2 separate regions of the Mus musculus genome follow, and region 1 is linked to region 2. The links are chromatin contacts, found by Hi-C in ENCODE. All regions are on one chromosome and are shown on one strand. Each heading gives the region's core, a stretch centred on a gene start or an enhancer-like site at or near the end of the contact. The rest is flanking DNA. Distances are from core to core; before and after follow the strand shown. Region 1 holds the start of Dmrt3 (doublesex and mab-3 related transcription factor 3). Region 2 holds the start of Foxd4 (forkhead box D4).

What was found. A loop is a pair of places that touch in the nucleus more often than their neighbours do.
Region 1: a loop to region 2 is called in a map of left cerebral cortex, with 6 times the contacts of the local background. The contact joins the promoter of Dmrt3 here to the promoter of Foxd4 in region 2. A Hi-C loop is called at or near these places in 8 of 37 maps with a recorded cell type or tissue (ES-E14, heart and left cerebral cortex).

What each region holds. Positions count from the first base shown.
Region 1 is chr19:25,607,678-25,613,614 of GRCm38, reverse strand. It overlaps Dmrt3 (doublesex and mab-3 related transcription factor 3), which reads right to left and starts at 3,078. Exons shown (of 2, transcript NM_177360.3): 1 at 2,348-3,078. The coding sequence starts at 2,816.
Region 2 is chr19:24,899,211-24,904,881 of GRCm38, reverse strand. It overlaps Foxd4 (forkhead box D4), which reads left to right and starts at 3,866. Exons shown (of 1, transcript NM_008022.3): 1 at 3,866-5,671. The coding sequence starts at 4,048. The coding sequence ends at 5,382.

The sequences.
Region 1 (5,937 bases), core at 1,829-4,328, 710 kb before region 2:
CAACAGGCAGTCTCAACCAGGAGTTTTTAACTTGGCTGCCCCCCTCCCAACGGAGTTGCTTTTCAAAACACATGCTGCAGAGAGGAATCTTATTTGTGTTCCTGGCTGAAAAACTGTAAATCAGCTTGTTTTTAGAACTCTCTCTCAAGCCAAGTGTTTTTGGGTTTTTTGTTTGTTTTTTTCCTTAAAGGAACGCAATTGATAAACGAAAACAAAAGTTGGTTGGCGAATGTGCAAGGTATGTGGTGTGACCAGCTGGAAACTGAACCCCTGGTCCCACACAGCTCAGTCTCCAGCAGGCTGTCTCCTCCTCCTCCTCTTCTTCTTCCTCCTCCCCTCCTTCCTCCTCCTTCCCCTCCTCCTCCTCTTCTTGTTTTTTCCCCCTCTCTCTCAATTACTTGTTCTCAATTTGGAAGGCTCAGGCTACTTCTGAGTAGCTCGTGAACATAGAAGGAGAGAAATCCTGCACCGTGCCTGGTTAGCACCCTTGAAATTCTTTGCCCCTTTTAATTCTCCTAAGGCTTGGGCCCTCCTGCCTCAACTTGGCCTCCTCAATGCCCTCATCCACCCCCTTTTCTCCTTGCTTTGGGTTTTGTTGGCTCTTTATACATTTTGGCTATGGAGAAGGACAACCCGTTGAGAACCACGCGATGCTAAAGGAGTCCCCTCTTGGACAGAGACCACAGAACTCAAGGTTAGTGCTCTTTAAGAGCTGCTGATAGGCAGCTGGGCACTGTAAAATAGCAAGTTGAATTTTTAACTCGACCTCTTCTTCTCTAGTCCAGGGGACTCCCAGAGCCAGGAAAACCAGGAACGGAAAATTAAAAGTGGGTAGCATGGAATTCTGGGACTAAGACCAAACACCCCTTCTTGTTCTCAGGACAAGCCCTCCTCCCACAATAGGCTCTAGTTTCTCTACTGTCAAATCCACAAATATAAGATGAGGGTCGTGGGGCGGTGCTTCTGAGACATGCTTATATGTTCCTTGTTAAATAGCCACAAAACCCAGCCAGCAAACTGCTTTCTGAACTTCAGGCCTACCGGGCACAATTGAGCCAGAAGGTAGGACAAACTGGCCAAGCTACCTACCACCTCACCACACACCAACAGTGAGTAGCCCCCCCAGACCCCCAGTTCAGCACAGTGCTCTGGGGTTCTCTGAAGAAGAGCAAGAGCTGTCATTGAGCAGCTGAGAAAGTAGAGACAGAGGCTCTAGCTACCAGAAAAACTACGGACCTTTCACTCCTAATTCCAGTACACCCCATTCCGAAGGAGATGGGCCTGTCTCCTTTGTACGTTTACCCAGTGAAGGGGAAACACCAAACTCCATTGAATTCCGGTTGCCAGGAGGCTGCGAGCGGCCAGGAGTAAAGCTAGAGGTTCCTCGGAGGAAAGAGAGGAAGAGGCTTAAAATAGGGGCAGCCGGACTCAGGGACTCAGGAAAGAGCCAGAAAGAGAGAACTAAGTAGAAACCGGGGTCTGCCCACTGTCAGGGCTCAGAACCCTGTTAACCCATCCCCAAAATCAGAGCATATCTGAACAGCGGGAAGCTAGATGGCCAGAAAGCCCCTCATTATTTCAGGCCAGGCCAACCCCGCAAAATCCTGGAAAGGCACTTGCTAGGTTTTCTCCACTGTAGGCCAAGTTTTGGTTTTAATTTCTTCACACCACAGCAGCCCGGGAAATGGCAATAAAGGACCAAAGAAGTAGTTCAGCAAAAGAGAGTTAAGTAGCTTCACTTTGGAGCCTTTTCCTTAGAGTTCTTAAAAGGCGCCTTTTTTTTTTTTTTTTTTTTCAAATTCTAAGTCTTGAGGCCTCTTAGCCTGGCTAAAAAAAACAAAACGACTCCTAGTTCCTTTAAGTAAGAGACAAAACGCCTGTTCCGGACCAAGCCAAGAATCACCTAGAAACAGCAAAGCACTGGGCCCTGACTGCTAGCCAGCACCTACTTACCCCCTCGCTCCAAGTGAGAGCCCCCACCCGTCTAAAACCCGCAGCCCGGATAACCCTCCTCATTGTGGTGTGTTTAAAGTCGGTCTTCCCCAAGACATCATTTTATTTTTAAAATTGACCTGCTATGTTCCCTTTCAACCCGGGGAAAGCCTCTGACGATAGGGACACAGCCAGGCGATCTGGTTGGCCCCTCTGGCGGGCTCCTGGGTTCCATCGGCTTCAGACTCTCGAGACCCCCTTTCCGGGAGAGTAAGAACCGGTGCCTGGTGGGGGTGGGGCAGGTCCAACCAGGTCCACTTCCCACAAACTTGTCTTCGGCCTTCCCCCACGATCCCGAAGAGCCCTCGAAGCTCCCTCATTCGGAGCGCGACCCCAGCGCCGCAGACGCTCTCACCTGGTTTAGCAAGCTGCGCTGGCAGCGTCCCGGGCTGGGGCTCCGCGACCCAGCGCAGCGCGGCGGCCGCGGCCAACTCCGCGGTGGGACGAGGCGGCGCGGGCGGCTGGGACGCTTGGGAGGCTGGCGACGACTGCGAGGCGGTAGCGGCGGTGGCCGCAGCGTCCCCCGGCGGCGGGGGCCCTGGCAGAGCCCGCAGCGAGTCCGGGATGAGGCTCTCCAGGCTCTCGTTGGCCTGCTGCCTGCGCAGCGCCACCTGCGCCGCCATCACCCGCTGCCGCTCGATGATCAGGATGCACTTCTCGCAGGTGCAGTCCTTGAAGCGACAGTAGCGCTTGTGGCCCTTGAGCCAGGACAGCACCCCGTGGTTCCGGCAGCGCGCGCACTTGGGCGTGCGCTGCAAGGGCGCCCGCGGCGGCTGCGACACCGGGCCGCCCATGTACAGGTAGGGGGAGCCGTAGCCGTTCATGCCCAGGGCTCCCCCCGGCCGGCGGCGGGAGCTGGAGCACAGAGCTCGGAGGCCCGCTCTCGGGAGGCCCCGGAAGGTCCGCGGCGGCCGGAGCTACGGCAGCAGTCTCCCCGGCTCCGATGGCGCTCGCAGCCCGCCGGTACCCACGCGTGCCGCCTCTCTGCCCGCCGCTCTCGGGGCGCAGGCTCCACCCGCAGGTCCTCCCACGCTGAGGCTCTCCAGCAGCTGCAAGGAGCCGGGGAGAGCTCTGATTACGGTCTGAGCCACTTCCTTCCCTGGTCCCTTCCTCGCAGACTGGACCCAGCACCTCCTCCGCCACCCTCCCCCCCCAGTCCCTCCTCCCTCCCGCCGCCACCCCCCCCCCAATCGGGGTCCCAGCCTCCTTGCGCTCCCCACGCGCTTTCCTCCTCCCTGGCAGGCACCCCTCGGGTTCCTGCACCTCACCTTCCCCGCCACCTGCAGCCTGGCCTCTCAGGCGGGGGCGCTCACAGCCCCCTCTGCCAAGCGCTCTGTTACCCCTTCCTGAGCCGGGAGGGACTGCGCCGCTGCGGTACCGCGGGAGCGCTGGGCGGACCGGGTGTGGGGCGGGGGACGATGGGGAGGGGGGTGGGTGTTTGTAAGCCAGCCGGCAGGCCTCTCCCCTACCCTCTCACGTCGCTCCAGCACTGGCCTCGAAGCACTGAGCCCTAGACCGCTTTCCTTCCCACCCTTGGCCTCAGCCATTCGGAGCTTGCGAGGGAATTGAGGGTACTCCGCAGGTCGGCCCCGGGAGAACCGGGTTTCAAGAACCGGAAAGTCTCCACCTGGCAAGAGGAATCAAAAGAGGGGTAGTAGTGATTCGGGAATTCTTCGCTTGGTTTTGCAATCTAGTTTCTTTTTCATTGCTACAGAAGAAAAATGAGTATTTTTTTTTTTAATCTGTCAGGCTTCAGGAAGACAACTCGTTTTATAGGGTAACTTCAATTTTCTACTTAACCTCCTCTTGTCTTTAAAATAAACAATCTCTGCCTTGAATGACCTCTCTGCCTTGGACTGCCAAGTGCTCTCTTGGATGTTTTTCTTAAGCACTGTTTAAACTTTCCGAGGGTGTAGGGAGAAGACACATTAGTGGCCCCAAAGTTACCTGGTATTTTGTTCACGCAAAGGCCACTGAATCAGCCAAGGTCCGGAATTGCCCAGTTCAAATCCCCACAGACGCTGTGTTTTACTTAAGAATAAGGAATAGACCCTACTCGTAACAATCTTTGCGTGACGATGAAGAGTCTCCTGTATAACCTTAGACTGCATAAGCCTTTTTTTTTTACAGCATAAATTTCGTTTATACTCTTTGCTTGTTTTCAGTATTGGTTTGTCCAATGTCGAGTATTACTACGTACGTGTAGAGAAGGCTGCCTTTTTTCACTCAACCAAGAAAACAACCGAACAAAAATCAAGGCATAAAGTAGGCTCAGGACCGCTTTAACAACTCAGTGGGAAGGAGCCAACGGAAGTCCCGGACGGTCTTTTAGCGGCCCCTGGGAACGTGCGCTCCGCTTCTTACTGTGTGGGTGAAAGTTAACGTAAACGGGTCTGCTGCGGTACCTGACTCCTGAACTGCACAGAGACCATAGTCTCTTTCTGGAGGTCGCTTTCCAGTGCCCAGCCCTACCGCCAGCCAAGGAAGAGAGCATCGCTGGCAATCTTGAGTTTGCTGTGAATTCTAGGACTGTGTCGTCCGAGGTTCAAGCAGCAAGCTCTCTGCCCAGAAGAGTGATTTGGAACCGGGAGAGAGCTTTGAACGCGGAATATAAATGTAGCTTTGTACCTTTTTTCCCCCTCGATGCCCTTAGCTACTCGGGTTTCAGGTGCGTGGAGGAGTTGATAGTTGTTCCGGGCTGACCTGCTGGGACTGGAAAGGAACCCCTTGCACACGAATGCTATCTCCAAGATAATTTCCCCAAAACTGCACGGAACCAGTACCCCTGGCTTTTGCCCTTTTCCCCCCACCCTTCTAACCTGGCCTCTTTCCACCCTTGGTCAGAAAAACAAGTTTCTAACTCTACAACTAGTAGGACTTTTGTAAATTGTGGAGACGGGGCACAAGGGTCACGCGTTGATCTTTGGGCCCCGAAACAGGGGGGAAAGGTACAGAAATCACTTTTTATGCTCTGCGAATGGCACGAATCTGGGAACTTGTACTGTTTCAATCTGAAATCTGTGCGTCTAAGAAAGACGAGGACCACGGACTTTTATCGAAGCTGAATTTCTCTTTAAATGGTCAGGGAAACAGATCAGGAAAATAAGAGTAACTAGTTTCTCTGGGGAAAGAGAGCAGCAGAGTTCTGCACCAGGTTTTTAGGGGACATTTTCATTCTCAAAGCAATCCCCTTTCCTTCCTGGGTCACCTAGCCACCCTATCCCAGTGCCACTCACACACTCTGGTATTATTTGGTACTGGGCCCCGTTTCACTCCAGTGCACATCGAGGGCCGAGATCTAAATACTCATTTGATATAGCGCGGTAATCCTTTTCTCATATTTGATGGGAATGTTTTCCATATCCCAGTATTTGACAACATCTCCCTATAGGGACAGGTTTGTATTTATGTTGGTAAAATGTCCCCTGCCTCAAAGTCTATTGTAACCCAACACCTGACAACCCCGAGTCCCATTTCTGTTTGCAGAAAGGGTTTATTCAAGCACATAATGGGATCCCAGCAGAAAGCCTTTCAGAACAAGGGGCTATGGTAAACTTCACCACATGAACTCCGTTTCCAGGGCTATTAAGCTTTTAATTGGAAAATAGCAGAGGAAATTTCAAGGTGACTATAACGTGTTAGCAGTTAGTTCAGAGAAGAAAAGCCCATGCGGGGATGAATGTAGAAAGCATATGGTCCGAATCACATTTAGGGGGCGCGGCCTGCTTCTACTAAGTCCCTGCAGCTTATGCATTTATGGGAAAAATCATCAAAGAAATTGGACAGGGAGGGGGAGGGTTACAAGTGAAAGTAACCTCACAGACGACACCCACTCCCAGCTCCTCTGAGTGGTGTGCTAGTGTTTTCAAACCACAATTCGCCCGGTAAGATATGGCAGGTATTAATACTCAAGTGGCTGAAACAACGTCGTGCTTGCTCCTTTTG
Region 2 (5,671 bases), core at 2,617-5,116:
TTACGTTTTTTCTTCAAGTTCCATTTGAAGTAATATGTATCGGTACTTTATTCTGTACTGCTGAGTAATAGTCCATAGTATAATGTCTTAGGGTTTCCATTTATTGTGAAGAGACACGAGGCAAGTCTTATAAAGGAAAATGTTTAATTGGAGCTGGCTTACAGTTTCAGAGGTTCAGTTCATTATCATCATGGTGGGAAACATGGCAGCATGCAGGCAGACATGGTGCTGGAGGAGCTGAGAGTTGTACATCTTGATCCAAAGGCAGCAGTAGGAGACTCTTCAACGGGCAGCCAGGAGGATGGTCTCTTTCCCCACTGGGCAGAGCTTGAGCATAGGACCTCAAAGCCTACCTGCACAATGGGACATTTCCTCTAACAAGGCCACACCTATTCTAACAAGGATATACTTCCTAATAGTGCCATTCCCTGTGAGTCAAGCTTTCAAACACATGAGACAATGGGGACCAAACCTATTCAAATCACTGCATGCATCCATGCAGTGCAGTGTATCTACTTTGTGTATCTACCCATCAGCTGACAGATACTTGAATTCTTACCTATGGCCTTTAGGTCTTTCTGTTGAATCATCGTGGGGGAACTGAATGTAGGACTTCACACACGCTCAGCATGCTTTCTGCCACTGAGCTGTGCCCTAGCTGGTATAGTTTGCTGTGTCAAACCATTGACCCAAAGTGATGCAAGAAGGGAAGGGCTTTATTTCAACTTACCTTTCAGGTGATAGTCCTGAGTGAAGCCAGAACAGGAGCTCAAGGCAGGAACTTGGAGTAGGGACCATGGAAGAATGATGCTTGCTAACTTATGCTTAGCTTCCTTCCTTGCACAGTTCAGGCTCATCTGGCCCACAGTCAGTGTGGCAGGGACACATCAGTCACCAATCAAGACAATGTCACAGATGTGACCACAGGCCAATCTGGTCAAAGCAATTCTTCAATTAACAAAGGCTTGCAAGGGAGCTGCTCTCCAAAAGATGCTAACTTCTTTAAACTACTTTAATCCCAAAGGTGATGAGCTATTTTTGGTAGTCAGTTTCTGATTTCTCAATTAATTAATTAATTCAATCCTCTTCTCAGGGGATTTTAGGTAGTATCACATAGACAACAACAATGACCAAACAAACAAACAAACAAACAAACAAACCTAACCAGTATACCAGTCTTCTTTTTACTTTGAGATAAGAGCTCACTAAATTTCTCAGACTGGTCTTAAACTTATTCTTAATAGCCCACGTAGGTCTCTAACTTGGAATCCTCCTCGCCTAGCTTCTGTAGTGTAGCTGAGGTTATAGGCTTAATTAATGAGAACTGGGTCAATTTTAAGTAAGAATTGTGTATGTGTGCCCATGTAGAGGTCAGAGGCCAGCCTATTGTTCTTCAGGTGCTATCCCCCACGCACACTCCAACCTCAACCGGGCCTCTCCCACTCAGGGACCCTTCCTGTCTCTACCTTCCTAGCCCTGGGATTACAAGTGTGCCACTATGCACACACTGTGCCACTTTTTTTGTGGGTTCTGGGGACCCAACTCCTGGAGAGCTTGAGCATGCAAAGCAAAGCAATTTACCAACTGAGCTATTCAACACCCTGCCCTTATTAAAGGTTTAGATTGATAGACACACTAACATCTCAACATGCTAGGGGACATTTATTACTGTTAGTGAGCCAACCTTGCCACAGGCTCAGATTATTTGGAATCCACATATCATATTCTTTTTCTGTTGAAGAATCGCATCCAGGATAGACCATTGCACTCAATAGTCCCCTTAGGCTGCTGTAGATTATGACAGTGCCTTAGCTGTCCTATGGTTTGTGCCTTTGGCAGGCACATAGGTGCTCTTCAGTTAGGCTTTGGATTGCCATTGACATTACATCAAGCAACTACACATCATTGTGCTGCAGCGGAGTTGGGGTTGGCCTTCATCTCCTGGCTGAGGTTTGATCAGATTTCTCCACAGGAAAGGCTACCCTGTCCCTTTTTCTATTGGACTTTTTGGGAGAAAATCTCATGTTAAGTAGTTGGGAATTAGACTCCATCTTGAGTAACTACGTGAGTTATTTGAAATTCTACAAGAGATTTCCTTTATTGATTTAACCAGTTATTCTTAGCAACGTGAACACACAAATACATTTTAGACATTGAGTTATAACCAGCTAAGTTGACTGTTCGGTTTGCCCCAGCGTTGGCCACAGGGAGATCTTTAGTTGGCTCCTGAGTCACCTTTGAGATTAGCCCCAGAATGTGGGGGGTTTGTTTTGTTTTTGAGCACATTCTTACACCCTTTCATTTGTAAATAACCCAAATCCCCCTAGCAGTTGACTTTAGGAAAACCAACAATACTCTCTCTCACACAGATAATCAGAAAAGGGGAACCGAGTCTCTCCAGCAGGGGGTGAGGGCAGCATCTGGGGCCAGCAGATTGAATGAGACACCTGCCGGCCCTCCTGCAGTTTAAAATCACACAAATAGTCATTGGTCAATTTTGGATTTAAACACAAATCTGTGAGGCTCAGATCTGTTGTTTGTCCTACCTCAAGCTGCACACAATAGAGAGCCTTGGAGGGTAAAACCCTCCACAGAGCAATGCAGCTTAACTCAAAGGCTGGCAAGGGAGCTGCTCTCCAAAAGATGCTAACTTCTTTAAACTACTTTAATCCCAAAGGCGATGAGCTATTTTTGGTAGTCAGTTTCTGATTTCTCAATAAAGGTCACAATCACAAACATAAACGTTGAAGGTGGCACAACTTTCATCCTTTCCTAGTGCATCTTTTTAGATTTCACCTTCCCAATTCCCCCAATATGTACTTTGTATTTTGCTATGCAATCCCTATTTATGTAACAGACATACTCTACCATATTGTTACTTTAGCTGCTGGGCTAACTCACATGAAACCAATCTAAAAGCTTAGGTACTCCAAAGCCTTCAAGCAAGTCCTGGGGTCCCTGTCCTGCTCTGCAGTGTGGATGCCTTACCATGGACCTCTGGACTATCTAGTGTCAGGGACACTGCAACCCCGCCCTTCCTCGATTTATTGTTATTACCACAGTAAAGCACTTGTGTTTCTGGATGGATGTTCGGGTTGGGGGGAGGGGTAGGGGACAAAGCCAAGCAGGTAGATGCACTCATATAGTGAGGGCATTCCTTTCTTTATAAAATTACTTTGGGGGAAACAGTATTTGTGTAGTGAAATCAATGTAGTTGGTAAAGACAACGAAGGAAAAGAAGATGAAGATACCAGTTGCCTCTGTGGTGCTAGTGTGTTGCTTTCTGAAGCCTCTTCTAGGCATCCCTGTCTGAACGTGAAAAAATAATTTGCACCTTTGCTCCGCTGGCTAAATAGTAAAAGAAGCTGGAGGAAAAGAGACTAAGAAAATACTTTTTTTTTTTTTCCTTTTAAAGTCCACACTGAACTTCCACAGTTTATGCTAGGATGCTTTAGTTTTTAGGGAAATCGAGTCACGGGATTATTTGGTGAAGTTTACGAGGAGGGAAGGAGCCATTTCTCTGGAATGGGGGCATATAGCTTTAAGTCAGTGTGCCATTCTGTTTGAGATACATCTCATTACTCGCCAAAGTCAGTACTGGGAAGGTCTAAATGTCGACGTGGTCCCACATCGTCGTTGTGTATCATGTTTTCCCTCTTGATTTTTATTTGTGCAGCTTTAGAGAAACATCAACAGAGCCCGCACAATGTCAGAGCACTTTGGCTGATTAAACCATCCTCCGTAGTGGATGGTTGTGAAGAGGAGGGACCAAGGACCCCCCATCATTGGACCGCGTCAGGAGGACGTGGCTCCAGCCCGAGGAACGGCAAAGAAGGATATATAGCTGCGCACTTCTCAGAGAAACTTAAAACACCAAGTGCTCCTTGCCAAAGGGTGTTAGAAAGAAAAAGCAGAAAAGAACAAGGAAGCCTAACCTAGGAGCGCTCCAGTTTCCCAGCAGACTCATCCTTGCTAACTCACCCATCCCAAACCAGGTGAGCTGCCCCCACGTCCGTCCCCTCCTCTCCCTCTTCCCTCCTATCCTCCATGAACTCAGCAAGAGCTGGGCACCTTCGTTCCACTCCACCGCCCAGTCCTCTAAGTTCCGACCAGGATGAGGTGGAGATCGACGTGCTGGCAGAGGAGGAAGATGGAGATCAGACGGAAGAAGAGGATGACGAGGAGGAGAGCCATAAGTGCCTGGAGCGATCCCTGCAGAGGCCCGGAGCCCGCACTCTTGCAGGGAGGAGCGCGGGGGACTGCGGCGATCTGAGTAACTCCTCCGGGTTCCTCCGCAAGTTCCGAGCACCACGGACCCCGGCGACCACCACAGCCGACGGCCCGCAGCCCGCCAAACCCCCGTACTCCTACATCGCGCTCATCACCATGGCCATCCTGCAGAGCCCGCACAAGCGCCTGACGCTCAGCGGTATCTGCGCCTTCATCAGCGGCCGCTTCCCCTATTACCGCCGTAAGTTCCCCGCCTGGCAGAACAGCATCCGCCACAACCTGTCGCTCAACGACTGCTTCGTCAAGATCCCTCGCGAGCCGGGCCACCCGGGCAAGGGCAACTATTGGAGCCTGGACCCCGCCTCCCAGGACATGTTCGACAACGGCAGCTTCCTCCGGCGCAGGAAGCGCTTCAAGCGCCACCACCCGCCCTCGGGAGGCCACCCGCACTGCCCTTTCCCTCCACCCGCTGTGCCCGCCACCCTGCACGTCTCCCAGCCCAGCCTCCTGCTCCGCTACTCTGCCCCACCACAGCCTAACCTCGCAGCTCATCCCGCTGCCCCGCCTCGGAGTCACCCGTGCGCCCCGCTGCATCCGCATCCCATGCGCTACCTGCTGCTCGCGGCCCCGGCCTATGGCGACAACCCTAGAAAAGCGGAAGGCGCGGACCCCGCCACCCCCTTAGCCATTCCCGCGCTGCAGCCCGTACTGGGTTCCCAGCCTTGGGAGAGAGACCAGAGCTCTGGAACTCGGTCCGGACGCGGGTGCGCTTCGTTCACCATCGAGAGCATCATGCAGGGGGTTACAGGAGGAGGAACTGGGTCTGCGCAGAGTCCGTCCTTTGCTCCGTGGAGCTACTGCCACCTGCTGCAACATCCACCGTGCCTGCTGCACCCCCAGGCCGCTTCCCCTTTGTTTCACATGTCCGCAGGTTCCCGGACAATATTGCCTCAGCAGCCGCAACCGCCGCTGCCGCTGCAGCAAGAACAGCATCACTGTGCCATTAGCTGCGCTCCCGGTAAAGGCGTGCGGTTAGGCCAGCACCTGTCCGCCGTTGCGGCGCTGCTGAGGCAACAGCCTGCAGCTGACGACGGTAGGCTGACAACCCTGGCCGCTCTTTCGGGCCGAGAGGGGACCTTGCCCGAATTTTAAGCAGCACCCAGGCCCAGCCTCCAGGCTGGGTCGCCTTGGCACACCTGGAGCCAAGTGGCAAAATGGAACCACTTTCTAGGTTTGCACCACCCGCCTGCTAGGCTTGTGCGTAGAAAGCCAGCAGCGGAGTGCGCACTAAGTCCTTCCAAATTGTTACAAATGTGTTCTGCTCGCTTGACAACACAAAAGTGGGAAAATCCTGGATCTACAAGTCTTGCTTGGTCTTGTCCGCTTCGGTTGTGGCTTCCACGGTTTTCCCGACTTACATACTTCCCGAGGACCTATGACT